Linked DNA regions of Homo sapiens: region 1 is linked to region 2. The links are chromatin contacts, found by Hi-C in ENCODE. All regions are on one chromosome and are shown on one strand. Each heading gives the region's core, a stretch centred on a gene start or an enhancer-like site at or near the end of the contact. The rest is flanking DNA. Distances are from core to core; before and after follow the strand shown.

Region 1 (4,542 bases), core at 1,411-3,910, 4.3 Mb before region 2:
AGGGGTGGATTATTCATGAGCTTTCCAGGAAAGGGTGGGGAGTTCCTGGGACTGAGGGTTCCTTTCCTTTTTAGACCATATAGGGTAACTTCCAGGTATTGCCATGGTATTTGTAAATAGTCAGGGTGCTGGTGGGAGTTTATTTTATTATGCTAATACATTATAATTAGCATATAATGAACATTGAGGACAACCAGAAAACACTTTTGTCACCATCTTGGTTTCGGTGGGGTTTGGCCAGCTTCTTTACAGCATCCTGTTTTATCAGCAGGGTCTTTGTGGTCTGTGTCTAGTGAAACCAGTCCTGCCAACCTCCCATCTTATCCTGTGATTAAGAATGCCTAACCTCCTGGGAAGAGAGCCCAGCAGATCTCAGCCTCATATTACCCAGACCCTATTCAAGATGGAGTTGCTTTGGTTCAAACACCTCTGACACACCTGCACAATTCGAAACTGTTGTTCAAGGGTCAACTGTATACACAGACACAGATAAACTCACAAAGTGTCCTCCAGAGCCTGGGAATGGGCCTGGAAACACACAATGGCAGTAGCAGCAGAGGTCTTTTGGCTGCTGACATTTACTGATTATTGATTTATAGTAAAGGCACAGATACAAATCAATTAAAACAAAGAGAAAGGGGGCAAAAGGAGGGAGGCAGAATTGGGGATTGGGGGGAAATAGCAGGTATTTGTATTGGGAAGCCTAGTTTGAGAGAAACTCCTGCAAATTAGCACAAAACTGAGCTCTGAGCTTCTTGAAACCAAAGCAAAAAAGGAAAATATGACGAGTTACATGGTTTTTGCTACCTAATCAAAGGAAAGACCTTAACGGTAGCAAAAGCCCTAGCTGCACCATCTTTTGGTTTGTGGCTTGTAGCTGCTGTTTGTGTGTGTGTGTGTGTGTGTTTGTGTGTGTGTGTGCATGTCATTTTGCTTTGGTAAGTTTGCTGTTGTGTTTTATCTACCCCTCCCTCCAGTATTTCACAGCGCTGCTGTGTGACTTGGAATTGCACATCAGTATACCAGCCAGCAGAATAAAAATATTTATTGAATTCTGTGCCCATTGTGCACAAAACACAGGTGGAGGAGGTTGGGGAAGGAAGATTTATGGAAGACAAGAATCTTGCCTCTAAACATGTTTATGAACCAGGATTTATAACTACGAAGCTGAACAAAACCCTTACGAAGGACCAAACAATAATTTGAAAAAGAAATATACTAAAAATAATGATGACTACTGGGTGACTCCAAAGCATCCAGGGAAGATTGAACAGGTGGGGTGAGTCATAGTAGACTTTGCTCAGTTTTGATCCTGGATTTAAAGTAACGGCCTTGGGCTGGCGGGATAGAAGGGGATTCCAGGACCAGTCATGAAAGTGAGAATGAGTAAGTCAGGCTAGGGAAGGAAAAAGACAGTCATATGGGTGTCTTTGAAGGATGGTACCAAGAAATTTTAAAAAGGGGGTGGGCTCGGTGGCTCATGACTGTAATCCCAGCACTTTTGGAGGGTGAGGTGGGCCTCACCTGAGGTCAGGAGTTCTAGCCAGCCTGGCCAACGTGGTGAAACCCCGTTTCTACTAAAAATACAAAAAAAAAAAAAAAAAAAAATTAGCCAGGCATAGTGGAACGCGCCTATAATTCCAGCTACTCTAGGGGCTGAGGCAGGAGAATCACTTGAACCCAGGAGGCGGAGGTTGCAGTGAGCCGAGATCAAGCCACTGCACGACAGAGTGAGAATCTGTCTCAAAAAAAAAAAAAAGAAAAAGAAAAAGAAAAGCAATTTTAAAAAGGGCGATTCTGCCCTGTATTCCTCAGGAGATTCTCTTAGGAAGGGACTGCTAGAGCTCACTGTAGATGTGCCTCATTTTATGCAACAAATATATTTTTGAACATATAAAATAGTCAAATGTTGTTCAGCATCTACCATGCGTCAGACAATGAGCTAGGTGTTTTAACCCTTATACCTAATCTGTAAAATGGACATTATTATTTCCATTTTGCAGACTGATCAGCTGCAAGGCTAAACAGCATACGTATCAGTGTTGTCTAGCTAATAGTCTAGCTATTAAAGGGTGGAACCTCGATTGTAAGCCGGTTTGTCTGATTAGGAAGCCCAAGGTTTTGTGTGCGACACACATTCTTGTAAGTTAAATATTTAGGATACACTATAAGTGATCATCTGAAGAAGTTCTGTTAGTCATTTCCTTTGAAAGGCACGTTATCTACAAACCTTCTTGCAGGGATTTGAGGTAAAGGGCAAGGATTTTCTTGACTGCGTGCATGATGGCAGTTTGTTTCACTACACATGCATCACTCTGCCTCATCTGACACCAGATAACGACATCGAAAATACCCTTAATACATTTTTTAGGTCACTCCGTCCATTAAGCAGATAATCCCGCAAAGCAACGTCCCAGAGAGACGTTAGTTTCCCCAAAGGCCCAGGCTGTGGAGACCGGGATAGTGTAACTTGCGCCTGAAGTAAAAAGAGGGGCAGTCCGAGAGAGAGGAGGAGGGCACGTTTCACTACGGGTAAAGGGGCGCACGAGGGGTAAAGGGACTGGCGGGAGCAGGGTACCGCCCTCTAGTAAACCCGCCCCGCGGGGCGTGGCGGGGACGACGGGCCGCGCAGCCTGCGCATGCGCGCCGGCGACCACGCCTAAATAGCCGCAGCCTCTGCGCGTCGCCCTCCACGGTTACCCCGGCTCTCCGCCCCTCCTTCTCGCGGCGCTCGAGGGACCATGGCCGATCCTCGCGTGAGACAGATCAAGATCAAGACCGGCGTGGTGAAGCGGTAAGGAGCCGGGAGCGGCGCCCTGCACCTCCTCTTCGTCACCTCATGGCGGCCCGCGAGGCTGAGCGGAGCGCAGGCCCGAGGAGGCCCGAGGCGGGCTCCGAACTCCAGGCCGCACCCGGGGCTCCGCAGTTGGCTGGGACTGGCAGGGACCCAGCGGGGCGCGCTGACGCCCGAGCCCGCCAGCCTCGCACGCCGCTTCCCGTCCCTCTCCGCTCACTGGCCGCTCTGATTTGCCGGAAGAGTCGGCGGTGGCCCGGTTTCTCGGCGCCCGCGGTGGGAAGGTGGTGGGCCGCGGCCTGCGAGGGCGGGCCGGGCCCTGATCCCGTGCCTCCTGTGTGCGCGCGCCGGCCTCTCCTTGCTGAACTTGGCCCGGGGAAGCGGGATCCCAGCTGTGCTCTCAAATGGGCTTGAAAGCAGGCTCTGAAGTTTAGGGGGATGCGGAGGATCTGGGCCTCGTCAAAAAAGACCGTAGTGGAGCCGTGTGACCTAACATGGCTGGCGTGACTGGCAGGCTTTGAGAACTGGGCCTGAACTTCTAGCACACTCAGCAAACTTATGTGGCCTCACTTTCTCCAGTCAGATTCCCCGAAGCTCGCCCCAGAGGCTGTGAGATGCTGTTTAAATAACTTGTGAACCAGAAGTATCTGAGACAGGTCTTAATTTGGAATGTTTATTTTGCCAAGGACGTGCCCATGACACAGCCTCAGGAGGTCCTGATGACATGTGCCCAAGGCGGTTGGGGCACAGCTTGGTGTAATACGTTTTAGGGAGACCTCAGATATTAGTCAATGGGTAAGGTGTACCTTGGTTCCCTCCAGAAAGGCAGGACAACTAGAAGGTTGGGGGGCATCCAGGTCATAGATAAGAGACAAATGGTTGCATTCTTTTGAGTCTTTGATCAGCTTTTCACTTAATACACAATTTACATGTGAGAGAGGGATAGAAGAATAGTCACTTATGCCTTAGTCGGCTAAATGAATCTGCGATTTTACATACACAGTAGGGCAGAGGAAGCAGTCAGTTACGCATTTGTCTCAGGTGGGTAGAGGGGTGACTTTGAGTTCTGTTCTTTGTCCCATACCTGTGAAGATAAGCTATCAATTTACATTGCCAGGGTGAAATACAACAGAACTGTTTTAGAGTGAAGGTCTTGAGGCCCACAAGGAATTTCCTTGGGGGCAAATTGTCAGGGAGGTATGTAGCTTTTTTTTTTTTTTTTTTAATCTTTGTAGCTATCTTATTCAGGAATAAAATGAGAGGCAGGTTTGCTCGATGCAATTCCCAGCTTGACTTTTCTTTTTGGCTTAGTGATTTTGGGGTCCTGAGATTTATTTTTCCTTTCACAAACTCATGGGTAGTGCAGTCCTGTAATTTGCTTAAATTCCTGTAAACCAAGAAAGTACCTGAGACAGGTCTCAATCAGTTTAGAAGTTTATTTTGCCAAGGTTAAGGATATGCCTGTGACAGCCTCAGGAAGTCCTGATGACATGTGCCCGAGGTGGTCAGGCTACAGCTTGGTTTTATACATTTTAGGGAGACAGAAGACATCAATCAATACATGTACGATGTACATTGGTTTGATCTGGAAAGGCAGGACAACCCAAAGCGGGCTGGGGACAGTTCCAAGTTATAGGAGGTTTTCCAATTGGCAGTTCGTTGAAAGAGTTTATCTTAAGACCTGGAATCAATACAAGGGAGTGTGTCTGGGTTAAAATAAAGGGGTTGTGGAGATCAAGGTTCTTATT
Region 2 (4,575 bases), core at 376-2,875:
AGCTAACTCTAAGTTAAACGCTTAAAGTTGGGAAAAACTAAAAGGTAATAAACATGTACCATGGAAGCTTTACAAGTTTTACCAAGTAAAGACATGCTCTGTTTCAACAAGCTACCACACCTTGTTAAATACTAAGAATGTGCTAACAATACAAACTAGGTAGACCTCTGTCTACAGTGGACTTCTTATTAATTACAGGACAATCTAAAAATCAGCTTCAAAAAAGAATCCCCTTGATGTGAATCAGTATCCACCAGGAAAAAAACAATTAATCAAAAACTGATCATTTAAAAATCAGTCACTTTAATTCCCTCATTTTTACAGTAATACAAAGTCAGAACAGGAAAGATACCTACTTGGGTTATATTTTCAAATCTAATAGTCACTGCTCTTAAACTCCAAAATGTACCCGTATCTTCAAATACCCTTGAAATATGCAACTACCCTAAAGAATATTTAGTTCAGAAAGCAGTACAGAAAGGTCTCAATTTACAAGAGAGACAAACAAGCACTGACTTTAGAAAACTCAGGCCAAAACAAGTCAAGGGTATGATGTGCACAACGATCTAACTGAAATGACACATTTTCCTTACTAATTAAATTAGGAAACACTTTTGTGTTCTACTTACACTCTGTAACACTGAAAACACAAACATGTTTACACAAAGGCGATGTTTTTAGCTCGTCTCACTGATGTGTCTCCAACCCTCGTCTCCCCCGCTCCTCGAGATTTGCTAGCTCCGTGAATTTCCCTCGATAGGCAAAGTTTGTCACCGATAATATAAGAAGCGCAAAAGGAATATGTTTTTTAAAATACCTAAACCTTAAAAAAAAAACCCACAAACCCGAACTATTAAAACTTACTTTCCCACCAATGCGCACTTGTGCCTGCAGTTTGGCGAGTTTTTCCTGGTTCATGATTGTTTCTTTCATCTAGAAAAAGAGGAAATCCTCAGCAAGGATAGGTTTAGCTCACTCTAGCATTCCATGCTCGTTATTTCCCAAGATACCAGCAGGAAAATAAACGTCCTACACAGGCCGAAACCTGGATCCCAAATCCACCCCGCAAAGCTCCAAATTTGGGTTTCCAGGGAGCCCAAAGAGCACCCGCCTCCCCACCACTCCCCCACAGCTCCCCGCTCTTGGCAGGCCCGGATGAAAGGCTCTACCCCACGCCTGGCCAGCACCCCCCACCCCTGGCCCTGGCCTGGCCTCGGCCTAGCCAGGGCCTGCCCGGCCCGGCCACTCTCCGCAAGCCTCGCGGTACCTGAGGCTCCTGTCCTCGGGTTCCGCCGCGAGGTGGAGGTTGAGACAGCGTCGCCTCGCCCCCAGGGCAGCCGCCCCTGGCTCGACCTCGCCCCCGAGAGTCAGCCTGAGCGGGTGCGCCTGTCCGTCGCATCGCCTTCCTCTCCTCCTCTGCCCTGTCCCTCCCTGTCTCGCTCCTTCAGGGAACTTCCCGCCCCCGCTCCCGTCCTCCTACCACGCCGCCGTCCAGAGCCTTTTTGTACCTTGTCGGAGCGAATAAGGGGCCGCGCGGGGGACTAGGGTTGGTGCTCAAGGGGTCTCGGGTGGACCACCTGAGATTAGGCGCACACACGCGGGGACGCAAGATGGCAGCTAAAGGGAGGCCGGAAGTGACACAAGGCCACTTCCTTCAAGAGTCAGGAAACTGACTTCGCCGCGAACTCGGTTCCTCCCTGCGCACGCGCGACAGCGTTTGTGATGGTCCAGCGAGTCCCTATTCTCCTCCTCCTGCTCCAGCGGCTGCCGGCTGTAGGCCCTACGAGAGACTGCTGGCTTGGGGCGCAGCCCGTACCTCTGGGAGAGGCCACAAAGGGGTCGGAGAGCGCGGTCCTGTGCACAGTTAGGGTTAAGTCCGCTCAGTCTCCATTGGGCCCTGATCCTGAAGTTCTGTGCCCTCCGAAGAAAGGGCCTATTCACGTTTCCTGGAGACGCCGGAGGTGCCCAGCTTGTGCTCACCACTCAAGCAGCTCTCCCCTTGCTGGAGGTGTGGGTTGGAGAATTGCAGAATTTCCCTCTCGGCCCGAATGAGCCATTACCAAAGCATTTTGTCAAAAATAGTGAAGTTAGTTTGGCCTTCCAAGGTTAGGTGGTGTGGTAGATTGCGGGACCGAGGTTCAGAATTTCTGGGGGCTGTATCCCCGAGCCCCACTCCTCAGAATGCAACTCTGTACGACGAAGGAACTGGGTAATCCGCATTTCAGCCAATTTAGCAGATGACTAACCACCTTAAAACGGTCCACACAATTATCTTGTTTATCAGGCAAAAAAATTGACTCCTAGGTACCGAATTGGCATGGATTTGACAATTAGCGATTCACGGTTAAGCAGACTTTATCTATCTTAATCCAATCAAAGGAGAATTTCTGCCTGCTGTGTTTGGAGAGACAACGCGTGGATGTGAGTTAAACTTTGTTAAACCCAGGACAAGCTTTAAGATAAAACGACTGATATTTAAAATGGCAATTTAAATAAAAATGTTCTCTGATCAGCCTTTTTGTGGTCTTAACCATGAAATGTCTTTGCATATTCAAAAGTGAGTCCGAAATCTTAGAATGCAATGTGTGTAGCAAGAAAACTTGTTCAAGTGCAGACCCCTCTCCAGTTAAGATCAATGTTTAAACTTTTTGAATACTTTTTACATATAAGTTTGTTGCAACTGATGTCTCAAGAACATAACTGGTGAGGACAGCTGTATTGCCTTTTAGAATAATTGTTACAGTTATATTTACAAAAAACAATGTTGCTTCAGTTAAATATGAGTGAAGTTTTAGTACAGGTAAGGGTGTTTGTAGTTAGGCTTATGTGGGTTACCTTCCTAATGACAAAGGCCAAAATGGCAGTACCAACATTATGCTGTGCTCTGGAGATATTACAAAATATATAGAAAGACTCCCCCTTTTGGAAGAAATGTGTATCTTTGTCCAGGAACAGTTTTTTTCCTCTCCTCCATGTTATATTGGAGGCATTTGAAACTTCCTAGTCACGTGATGTTTTCTGAGCTTTTATAGAGACAAGATTGTATGTATGTAACCTGCCACCTTTTTTTTCTTTTTCTTTGCCTTCCCTCTCCTCTGCCCTTTTAATACACCTGTTTTCAGGAAATATTGTGAGCTACTTTTATTTATTTATTTATTTCTACTTTTTGAAACCAGGGATGCTGCTAATTTTATTTTTATAATTTTTTTAAAAAATATAAAACTTTAAAAAAATTAAAAGAGATGGGGTCTCACTTTGTTGCTTAGGCTGGGCTCAAACTCCTGCGCTCAAAGGATCCTTCAGTCTCAGCCACTTGAGAAGCTGAAACTACAGGTGTGCACCACTTTCCCTGGCTTATGACTTTTTAATTTTCCCCTCGTTCCTACTTTTTTCTCCTGTTCTTTCATGAATTTAAAAGTTTGCTGCGTGTTGAAAATATAAAAGATTACTTAATAGTAAAAAAGAAAATTTTGATTTTCTTTTTACGTTCTGTTTTGGTTTGGTTTTTGTGCTTTTCTATTTAGAGATGGAGGTCTTGCTATGTTGCCCAGGCTGGTCTCAAACTCCTGGGATCAAGCCATCCTCCCATCTGGGCCTCCCAAAGTGCTGGTAGTACAGGCATGAGCCACGATACCTGGCCAAAATTTTGATTTTTGACTCCAGCTGCTTCTGCTGGTTTTATGAGTAGTCAGGAAATTCTGATTCTTCTAATAAAATAATTATATACTAGACTTTTCAAAAATATGGGATTTTTTTGTTTCAAAAAAAGTTATTACATTGCAATCTTAGCTCAAGGATGCCAAAAGAGTAACTTGTGCTAATGTGGGAGCCATTTCCAGTATGCTCCCAATGTCTATGGCAAATGTGGGTAATTGGCTCCCACGCTTTCCTGCTGGGCTTCAAGGAGCCTAAGAATCATTTACTCAGCACTCAAGATTGTATCTGTCAATAGAGAAGGCAAGAAAGGTGAACCCTGTTTGCCCTCCTTGGTTTCTAGTTTATAGCCTAATCAAAGTCCATGAATTGTTTTCATCTCTCAGCTGGATTTGAGTCAGCTTCAGCAAAAGCCAAAATATCCACTTTATATAATGCTTATTTCTTTCTTTCTTTTTTCTTCTTTTTTTTTTTTTTTAGTCTCATCCTGTTGCCCAGGCTGGAGTGCAGAGCACTCGGCTCACTGCAACCTCCACCTCCCGGGTTCAAGCGATTCTCATGCCTCAGTGTCCTGAGTAGCTGGGATTACAGGTGCCCACCACCACACCCAGCTAATTTTTGTATTTTTTATTACATGTTTCACCATGTTGGCCAGGCTGGTCTCAAACTCCTGACCTCAAGCGATCTGCCTGGGATTGCAGGCATGAGCCACCATACCTGGCCAACTCAATATTCTTAATAGGTGGTAGGGCTATTTCCCTTTTTCACTTTTGAGACTGACAGATTTGCAGATATTCTATGTACATTTTAGGTTTTGTTTCATTTTGAAATTTTGATTAGGATTGGTTGTATAGATCGATTTGGGAAACTTATATATTTTCTAATTGTATGCCTCTGCATTCACTTGTAGGAAATCTGGCT

What was found. Hi-C counts contacts between places; a loop is a spot of excess contacts on that map. Pooled maps may share reads with other maps.
Region 1: a map of B cell shows a loop between it and region 2 (23-fold over the local background). The contact joins the promoter of TBCA here to the promoter of BTF3 in region 2. A Hi-C loop is called at or near these places in 2 of 168 maps with a recorded cell type or tissue (B cell and naive thymus-derived CD4-positive, alpha-beta T cell) and 6 of 50 pooled maps.

The regions. Positions count from the first base shown.
Region 1 is chr5:77,774,457-77,778,998 of GRCh38, reverse strand. TBCA (tubulin folding cofactor A) reads left to right here and starts at 2,660. Exons shown (of 4, transcript NM_004607.3): 1 at 2,660-2,794. The coding sequence starts at 2,742. RefSeq lists silencers at 2,514-2,773, 2,894-3,063 and an enhancer at 4,081-4,542.
Region 2 is chr5:73,495,492-73,500,066 of GRCh38, reverse strand. It overlaps BTF3 (basic transcription factor 3), which reads right to left and starts at 1,625. Exons shown (of 6, transcript NM_001037637.2): 1 at 1,268-1,625; 2 at 865-933. The coding sequence starts at 1,399. BTF3-DT (BTF3 divergent transcript) reads left to right here and starts at 1,747. Exons shown (of 1, transcript NR_186388.1): 1 at 1,747-2,514. RefSeq lists a silencer at 1,141-1,190 and enhancers at 827-1,637, 1,401-1,700, 1,731-1,790.